2 separate regions of the Homo sapiens genome follow, and region 1 is linked to region 2. Evidence: chromatin loops called from intact Hi-C (ENCODE). Cell type or tissue: tibial artery. All regions are shown on one strand. Each heading gives the region's core, and the rest is flanking DNA. Links, peaks and the distances in the headings are about the cores only.

Region 1 (4,386 bases), core at 160-4,159, 66 kb before region 2:
TGTGTGCCCATTCCCAGCTTGGGCCTTAGGATGCCTTGTCTATTTCTGCTTGCTGGCACTTCTGGCAGCAACATGAGACGGCTAGTCCACTGACCCCAGGAAAAGAGTGAGAGATATTCGGAGCAGAGCTGCCCCAGCTGAGTTGCCCCAGCCCAACCTAGCTGAGGTCAGCACCCCCAAACTCACAAGCAAGCCCAGTGAGCCCAGCAGAGCCACTCAGTTGAGCTTAGCTTGGACCAGTTCACTCCCCCACCCTCAGCTGACCCCAGATATGTGAACTAAACAATTATTATTGTGTGCCACTGAGATTTGGGGGGATTATTGGTTACAGGACATTATTATAGCAATTGATAATTGATGCAGCTTAGCTCTTAAGTGATGGACCATCAGGGAGGAGGAACAATTTCACAGAGTGATTGGACAAAGACAAGGAGAAGAGGAGCTGGGGATCTCTGGGGACTCGTGGTTGCTGGGGTAGTACCCCAATCATTTCCTACTCAAGATCTCATCAGGAAGACCCAACATTAGGCAGAGCTGGGCCCGGGCCTACCCTGTCAGGGAGAAGTGTGGCCTAACGAGCAAATCATGGCCTCCTCCTGCCTCAGCCATACACCGGGCCTGATGGCTGGGTTGTCCTGAATCACTCAGGGAATGACAGACGCAGACCCACAGCCAGCCAGGCACCCAACATGGATTCTGGGCTCTGGAGCAGCTCTGTGCAGAACGGAGCCTCCAGAGCATGAGGCCTCCTTCACCTCATTTTCTCTCTTTCCAGTTGCTAGGGGGCATGACACGAACTCCCCGTTAGACAAGCTACCATTGGGTCAAAGGTGGTGTGTAGCAAATATGTTATTAGGGAGGGGGAACTTATTCGCTTTTTTTTTTTTTTTTTTTTTTTTTGAGACAGAGTCTCGTTCTGTCACCCAGACTGGAGTACAATGGTGTAATCTCGGCTCACTGCAACCTCCGCCTCCCAGGTTCAAGCAATTCTCCTGCCTCAGTCTTCCAAGTAGCTGGGACTACAGGCATGTGCTACCATGCCTGGCTAATTTTTGTACTTTTAGTAGAGACAGGGTTTCATCATATTGGCCAGGCTAGTCTTGAACTCCTGACCTCAAGTGATCTACCTGCCTCGGCCTCCCAAAGTGCTGGGATTACAGGCGTGAGCCACTGGCACCCAGCCAGGACTTTATCTTTAAGAACAAGCAGGAATTTTCCAGATCAAATAATCTATTAGCCTCCAAACTTTGTTTTTCTACAGCGAATCTCACATTTTTTGAACAAAATATATACATGAAAAGTAGACACAAGAAGTGGATGTTGGGGTTAGGACTAGGGGGTAGGGAGGAATTTCCCACCCTCAGTAGCAGACATAAGATGCCTCACTGAAACCTTAGGGTTTCCTGGAACACAGTTTGAGAACTGCTCTGTCGAGTTTAAAAAGCTTGTTGCTATAAGTGAGAAGACTAAGGCCCAGAGCGGGGTAGAAATGTGTCCAAGGTCACCAGCCTCTCTTCATACTTATCTATGTTCACCACCACTCCTTCTGTGTTAGTCCCCTCTATGGCCCTTCAGTTCAATAAACCTCTATTTGGGGTCTATGGAGCTCCAGGTTCCATGGTAGGAAGTGAGGACACCAAGCTGGCTGAGACACGACTTACGGTGTTCAGAGCTTACAGCCCCACTGGGCAGGCAACAGACATGTTTATAAGTCAACAGAGCCTGAAGTGAAGCCAGGAGAAGTTTGGACTAGGGTGGGGTGATCTGAGTTCTAATCTCAGCTTTGTCATTAACTTGGCTGGATGTCCATTGAGAGCCCCGGTGCCTCTCTGGGCCTCAGCTTCCCCATCTGTAAAATGAGAGGCTCCTGCTTTGTAACATCGAAGACCCACCACGGCACATGTCAGTGAGGTTCCCTTGGGCAGACGCCAGCTGACTTCCAGTTGTCGGCACTCGAGCATCTGTCTTGAGTCTCAGCAAACAATTTAGAATTGGAAACCAGGCAGTGTGGAGGAATGCAAACTCATCTTAATGTTGGCCGGAGCCATGCGCATTTAGGAAGGGAAATCTCCAGGCAAAAACGATAATATTTTGCATTCCCAAGCCAAGGAAAGAACGAAAGAAAATCACCATCAAACGTTTGGCATTGTCCAGGGCCCAGCTCTCTCTCTCCCTTTGCCTGTACCATGGAGACTTGGCTGGGCCCTCCTGCCCTGGCTGGGGCTTCTGGACACACCCAGATGTCAGAAAGACAGAGGCCTTGGTGGGGGTCCAGGCGATGTGGTCACCTTTCCACAGAAAGCCCAGCCTAGCCCCAGAGCTGGACTATGCTGCTGAAACCTCGATGAGGAGACTTAGGGCAAGTGGGCAGGAGGGCAACATGGCTGCCATCAGACCCCCTCTTAATTCAAAACTTGCGGACACCAGGCAGGGAGCACCAGCTCCTTTGAGGCATGACTGTGGCCTTGGAATGACAGAGGCTTCTCAGTCTCCCTGAGGTCTTCTAGGAATGGTCCCTGGGGGGACGGGGCTGGAGGGCAGAATGCTAAGGTCAAAGGCCACAGGATGAACTTCTGACTTTAGGACAGCTGGTTCCAGGACTCAGCAAAGGGGACATGGGAGTATAACAGCCCCTCCTGAGTGCTGAGACCACTGTGGTGAGAACTAGTTTGGACATCAGAAGACCTGGTTTCTCGACTGGCTATGTGACCTGAAACAAATACCTTCCCTCTCTGGACCTCTGTCTCCTCTTCTAGAAAATGAGGAAGTAGGGCCAGGTGGTCTACAAACATTTCCAGTACTGAGGTTCTGAGTCTGTGTGTTCCGCCTCCTCTGGACTTATTTCCAAATCCATCTCCCCTCAGAGGGGAGGAGCAGGCAGACTGGCACCGGGGGCACTCCCGTGGGCAGGCCAACGGCCAGGGCCTCCGCAAGTATCTATCAGATTGGCTTTTGGGACTGAGGTCATTCCCTCCTTCCCCTCTAGCACTTGGGTCCAAACAAGTGTCCCTCAGCCTCAAGCCCCCCCATGAAAGTGAGCTGTAACCCCTCTCCCCACGGCTTAGCGCCCAGCCGGGCCTGCCCTGCTGCTACAGTTGCAGGCTGCCACTAGGGCTGGCCTGGTGATGCCAAGCCAGTTCTTACCACCCTGATACCCTCCTGTGCTCTAGAGAAAACTTAACCAAACTTGGGTCTTTCCAGGAGAGGGATGCATCCCTCCTCTTTACTCTTGCAAAAGACCCCCCTGTTTTCTAGCTTCTCTGATCAACTCGTCAGCATCTTACTTCTCTGCCAAATGACTACCCCTGGGTGGACTGCTTGTCTCTCTGCTAACTTGGCCTTATCCCCCTGCCTTTCTTCTGAAGGAAGCGCTATGGAGTCTCTCCTATTCCTTATTCCTCCAACTATAATATCACCGCCAGCCACTGGCCTTCCTCATCTCTGGATGTGTCTCTTGGCTTCCCCAGCCTTTGTGCAGGTCAGAACGCAGCTCACTGGAGAAGACGGGGAGGAATAATGGGACGAAGAAATTGTGTCTTCTGATGGAGTCTAGAGAAAGGGGAGGGGTTCAAGGGATGGAGGGTGCTGTCCATTTGAAGGCTGGATAGAGAGACTGGCCACAGAAGGGAAAGGAGAAGGATTTCAGCAGCACGGGGGGCTTCTGTGGAAAAGCATCATCTGTCCCCATGGTATGAGCACACCCCTCATTTCTTAGCAGAATCTCTGGGGGAGATTATCTCATTTGGGAAACAGCACGTCCCCAGTCCACACCCACTGCTGCTTCCGGCAGGGAGTGGCTCTGAGCACGCCAGTGGTTTGAGGCAAGGCCTGTGTCATGGAGCTGCAGCCACAGTGTCCACCTTCCCCGGGAGGAGGAGCCCTAGATAGGGATGTGCTCACATGCCCTCTCGAATGTTAAGCATGTGAAAAAGAACACACCAGGAAGCAGAGAGCTCATGTGTGTCATGAGGGGCTGGGAGCCATCACTAGGTGAGTTCCAGGGTCTGCGTCAGCTGAGAGTCTTGAAGATTCAGCTGGCCTTGATGTGGATGCTCAGAAAGAGTGAAGCAGGTGCTGCCTGCCACCAGGGGTGAGCTTATCAGATGAACTTGATATTCATCCAAGAAGGGCCTAAGTAGAGGGATGCAGAGCAGCCTGCCATTCACCCACTGTCCTCTGTCAATTCCACCTCCCCTTTCAGCCAGGCCCTGGCACATCCTCATCACACACACTGGGTGCCTGCAACCTTGGAGCACCCTGACCCTGGCCTGCCTCCCTCTCTTCTACTTCAGTCTTGTCATCTCATCAAAAGCCTTGCCTGTTATCTGTCCCATCCCCTCAATGTCCTGTTGTATGGTAGATAAACTAATGCTTGTTAACAAGTGA
Region 2 (4,386 bases), core at 93-4,092:
CATAAGATTCTCTAGTGGTTTCCAGGGGTTAAGGAAGAGGCGGGGATAGGAAAGAAGTGGGTGTGGCTCTAAAAGAGCATCATGGGAGATCCTTGTGGTGGGAAACATTTTGACTATACCAATGCCAATTTCCTGGCTGTGATCGCATACCATAGTTACCAACAGGGGAAACTGAGTAAAGGATACCTGGGCTCTCCCAGTATTGTTTCTTAGAATTGCATATGAATCTACAATCAGTCTGCATGTCTTGCAGTTTTCTGGGGATGGAGAAAAAGAGAGTGTTGGTCAAAGTGAGTTGAAAGGTTAAAGATGTCCTATAAATTTAGTGGATGTCATGGCTGCTGATGTTGACCATGGTCATTGAGATGCCCCTGGTACTGGCTAGGTGCTGTGGATCACAGCTGTGGTATAATGAAACCAACCCTCAGCATCAAGACAGAGCACCTGGGTTCAAATCTCAACTTTACCACTTACTAATTCCTTGGCCTTTGGTAAGTCACTTCTAACTCAGTGCCCTGGTCTTCCCTATTCCTCTCCTCCACTCCCTGTGATTCAGACAGGGCTGACCTGTCCTTGCTGGCCAGGTATGGGCATAGTTCTGTGGTCTGGCCATTCAGGGACTCATCAATCTAGCCAGAATAACTGATTCTGGTATCAGGATGTGATCAAGGCAAGATTAATTAGAGTCTTCCTCGAGCTGCCTCCTCCTCTTCCTCCTTCCTTCCCAAGAGCCATAAGAAAGGGCACCTTCCTTTCCTCTGGAAACACAGACCCTAAGAATTACAAGGAACTCCCTAGAATCTTCTTCCTCAGCCACCTGGAAGAAGCAGTAACTTGAAATTGTTAGAGTTCCTAACTCTATCCTCAAGGCAAAGGCCTATCCTCTATCCAGAGGCCTCAAGGCAAATACTGAAATGAATAGCCTTTTTCTACTTATTCTAATTTGAAAGAGGTTTCTGTCACTGGCACTTGAAAAAGTCATGATTATTACTTCCTTTAACCACGTTGAGTCTGTTGTGTTATCTCTAAAATAAGTGTTCTAAAATAAGTGGGGTTCTACCAGGAGTAGACCTGGAGCCAGCATTCAGGTGCCATGGATTGGCCCAGGGTGTGCTCCCATGGAGGACTGCCGAGGAAGTGGGTGAGGCAGGATCGGCTAGGGGAAGAAGCCAAGCAAGGGTTCCAGGGCAGGTGAAGTCCCGTGCTCAGCCTGTTCCCAGGGGGAGCTCTGAGATGGCAGGCATTGGCTATGGAGTTTGGGTGGATGGAGATCAATCCTTCCTATGTCCAGGTCTCCCTGTGGTGAGGCTGTTCCAGTGTCCAAGAATATTGCTCTGAAGGTCACAGTTGCTGCCATTAGCAGTAAAGCTCCAAAAAGCCAGAGGGTGAGATCTGAGGGAGTCTGGGCGGGAATTGACCATATCCACTAATGAGGTTGGATGGAACCTTGAGGCTGGGTGCATTTTCTAGGAAGGAGGAGGAGGACATTTCAGAATCCTGGACTGAAAATACTGTGGGACGGATTCACAGCTGCCCGAGCTGCCACTCTTGTGTTCTTATTTCTTATATTCCTAGCAAAACACAGATAAAAATCCAGAGCATGTTGGAATGTCACCCACCTTCCCACAACCCCCCTCGGCCCCCCACCACACACGAAAATGAAATACTTTTAGCTGTGCTCATTTGCTGTCTGTCTTTCCAGACAGGGTTGCATAAGAAGGGGCCGTTTTCCTCTCCACAGGATTGCAGGGGGACGGGTAAGCTGCACACGCGGATGGTAAAGCCATTTACGCTTGGAGAAGCAGCCAGTGTGGCTCAAAGGAGTTGGCAGGTCCCAAACCTCATAAAGGGAAAAGCTGAGGCGTGCCAGGGAGGCGAGCTGACTTCATACGGGGGCTGATTTACTGCGAGGAATAACACACGAGCCCTCCCACTGCTCCTGCCTTTTTGGAATTTTGAAATCACAAAATGTTACAGCTGCAAGAAGGCCTTTTGAGAGGAGAGCATCTGGCCCAAACTGGTCATTATAAAGATGAGAAAACTGAGGTCTTAGCATGGGGCAGGGAAAGGGACTAATATTTGTAAGGCAGAGGTACCACTAGGCCAGGGCACTGTGCTGGGCACCTCTCCCAGATTGTTCCATTCCCCACGTTGTTCCACATTAGCCCCACTGTGGGGTGCGATCATGAATGCCTTGTTTTCATAAACAAGGATACAAACTCAGAGGCATAACAGAGCTTTCCCTGAGTCACACAGCTAAGCAGGGAGCTGAGATGAGAACGCTTGTTTTTCTCAGTCTTCAGGGTGAGTTGGAGATCAACTGTCTAGCCAGCCGGGAAAGAGCCTGTGCCTGCAGCTTTCACTGACATGTCAGTGCCACAAGGGCAGGGCAATATCTCTTTGTTCCTTGCTCTATTCCAGTGCTTAGAATGGAGGCTGATACATAGTAGGTGCCCAATAAACATCTGTTGCATGAACGAAGAAACAAGCAAGCAAGCATTTATTATGCTCCACCTCCATGCAGTGACTTGTCTTCACGGAAGATGAAATAGTCCTGGTCCTTGGGGTGCTCTCACTTGAGTTGACCGGACAGGTTGTACACAGGCAAATGCTGGAAAATGGCCCCAGGTGACACAGGCACACATACGAGCCAGGGGTTGTCCAGTTGGGTCTGGGTTCAGGGCAGCTTTGAGGGGATGTATTTCACCAGTGCTCCACCCCCTCCATTCCCACTGTGCTCTGGCAGAAAGGAAACTTGGTCTTCCCAACCAGGGTCTTGACCTGAAAAAGACTTCTGATTCCCCATGTCCAGGTCTCACTAGCCTTCAACGCTTAGCTTCAGTGCCATCTCCCACAGGGATCCTTCCCTCATTCCTTCCGCTGGCAGGGATTTCTTCCACCTCTGAGCTCCTGTAACACTCGACCAGTACCTCTCTTGTGACACAGGCCTTATCTTCTTTACTGACCCTAGGGTGGGTATCTGGTTCACTGCAGTAGTCCCAAACGCCTAACAGAGAACCTTGACAAACTTGTGCTCCCCAAATGTATGAGTTGAGTGAGTGAATGGAGGAAAGGATGGAGAAGTGGGTACCAGACAGAGTTGCCTGGTGCTTTTTGGTGTGGGTGGTTGTCTTCATGATACAATTGGAGGAACACAGAAGCCCACTCCCCTGATCAAATACCCCCCAGAGTGGTGCTAACCCCTTGCACCTGCTATTAGCCATTTACTGCTTTGAGTTAAGGTAGGGGTAGAGAACCTCTGTCCCCCTGGCTAAATGAAGCCTTGCCTTAATTTCAACTCATGTATGGAGCAAGAAGCAACAAGCACATTCTTATTTGGTGCTTATAGTTGCAAAAAAGGTGACATGGCTATAAACACCTTGGTATAATGGCCTGGAAAAGTGATTTTCAAATTGTGTTCTGAGCCACCCCTGTTTATAGGGTTCCATAAACAGCTTGCTTTTATCTCCCTTATTGGTTTTATGTTTTTCCCATTCAATTTGTTTGAAGAAATTTTACAGTAAGAAGTTTATGGATTCCCAAGATGAAAACATCCCACCCTGTGTCCCCTTCTGCCTGTCTTTCTCTATGTATCTGGGTCCCCCCAGCCACCCTGGGAGCCTGGACCTGTGTAGGTGGTGAGACAGCCAGGTGGGAAGGGGTCCCCAAAGAAACTCCAGCACTGGGGTAGAGCCTCAGGAAGTTTGCACCGTTTGCAGCGGGGAGGAGCCTGGCCCCTCCTTTTCCTGTGTGGAATCTGGGATCCAAGCTGCCTGCAGGAAGCGCTCCAGCAAGGGGCTCTGGTCTAGTGAGAGTCCTTGTTTCCCCCTTTTCTTCCTTTTCACCCAATAAAACCCTGTCTTACTCACCAAATTGTCTGCAAGCCTGAATTTTCATGGCCATGGGACAAAGAACCCCGTCTTTAGCTGAACTAAGGAAAATCCTATAAGAGTAGCATTCAGGAGATAACCTCAGGCTTCATGTTGCCCTCTCACCAGATTGCAAGCTTCCAGAGGACAGGAGCCGACCTTATGCATCACACGTGCTCCAGCACTGGGCACACTGCCTGGCACCCAGTGGCTGTTGGGTGTTTCTTCTTTAGTTTTTTTTACACAAAAGGGGGAAATAGAATGGATGGATGAGATGGTTTGAGGTATTGGTGCAATTGTTGCTAGACATTTGACAGATATATCTGGAACACTGTGGAGAAATGGCTGTGGGAATTTAGAAAACCCAATCAATGGAGGCTGGTGGGGGACCGGGGGGATAGCCGTTCGGTCTAATGCTAGCCCAGCACAAGACCAAGGGCAGGCCCCTGGAGAGGCCGATCTCCATTTCTTGCCTCCTGAGGGTCCTGGTGCACATGCATGGGGACATGTCGGCTTT

Evidence for each region. A loop is a pair of places that touch in the nucleus more often than their neighbours do. Peaks named below come from ENCODE experiments on the same cell type or tissue, not always from the same donor. Only the 100,000 strongest peaks of a DNase experiment are listed, where the experiment ranks them.
Region 1: a loop joins it to region 2, with 3 times the contacts of the local background. A loop is called at or near these places in 1 of 110 quality-filtered maps.

Annotation. Positions count from the first base shown.
Region 1 is chr15:68,411,794-68,416,179 of GRCh38, forward strand. The region is part of intron 1 of ITGA11 (integrin subunit alpha 11); the gene reads right to left. Among named protein-coding and RNA genes, the nearest start is that of ITGA11, 18 kb to the right of the region's middle. In tibial artery, for the core only: no CTCF peak of the experiment used is centred there; DNase peaks (open chromatin) are centred at 1,818, 2,298, 3,438 and 3,998; H3K27ac peaks cover 2,616 bases.
Region 2 is chr15:68,477,838-68,482,223 of GRCh38, forward strand. No RefSeq gene overlaps it. Among named protein-coding and RNA genes, the nearest start is that of ITGA11, 48 kb to the left of the region's middle. In tibial artery, for the core only: no CTCF peak of the experiment used is centred there; a DNase peak (open chromatin) is centred at 1,814; H3K27ac peaks cover 4,000 bases.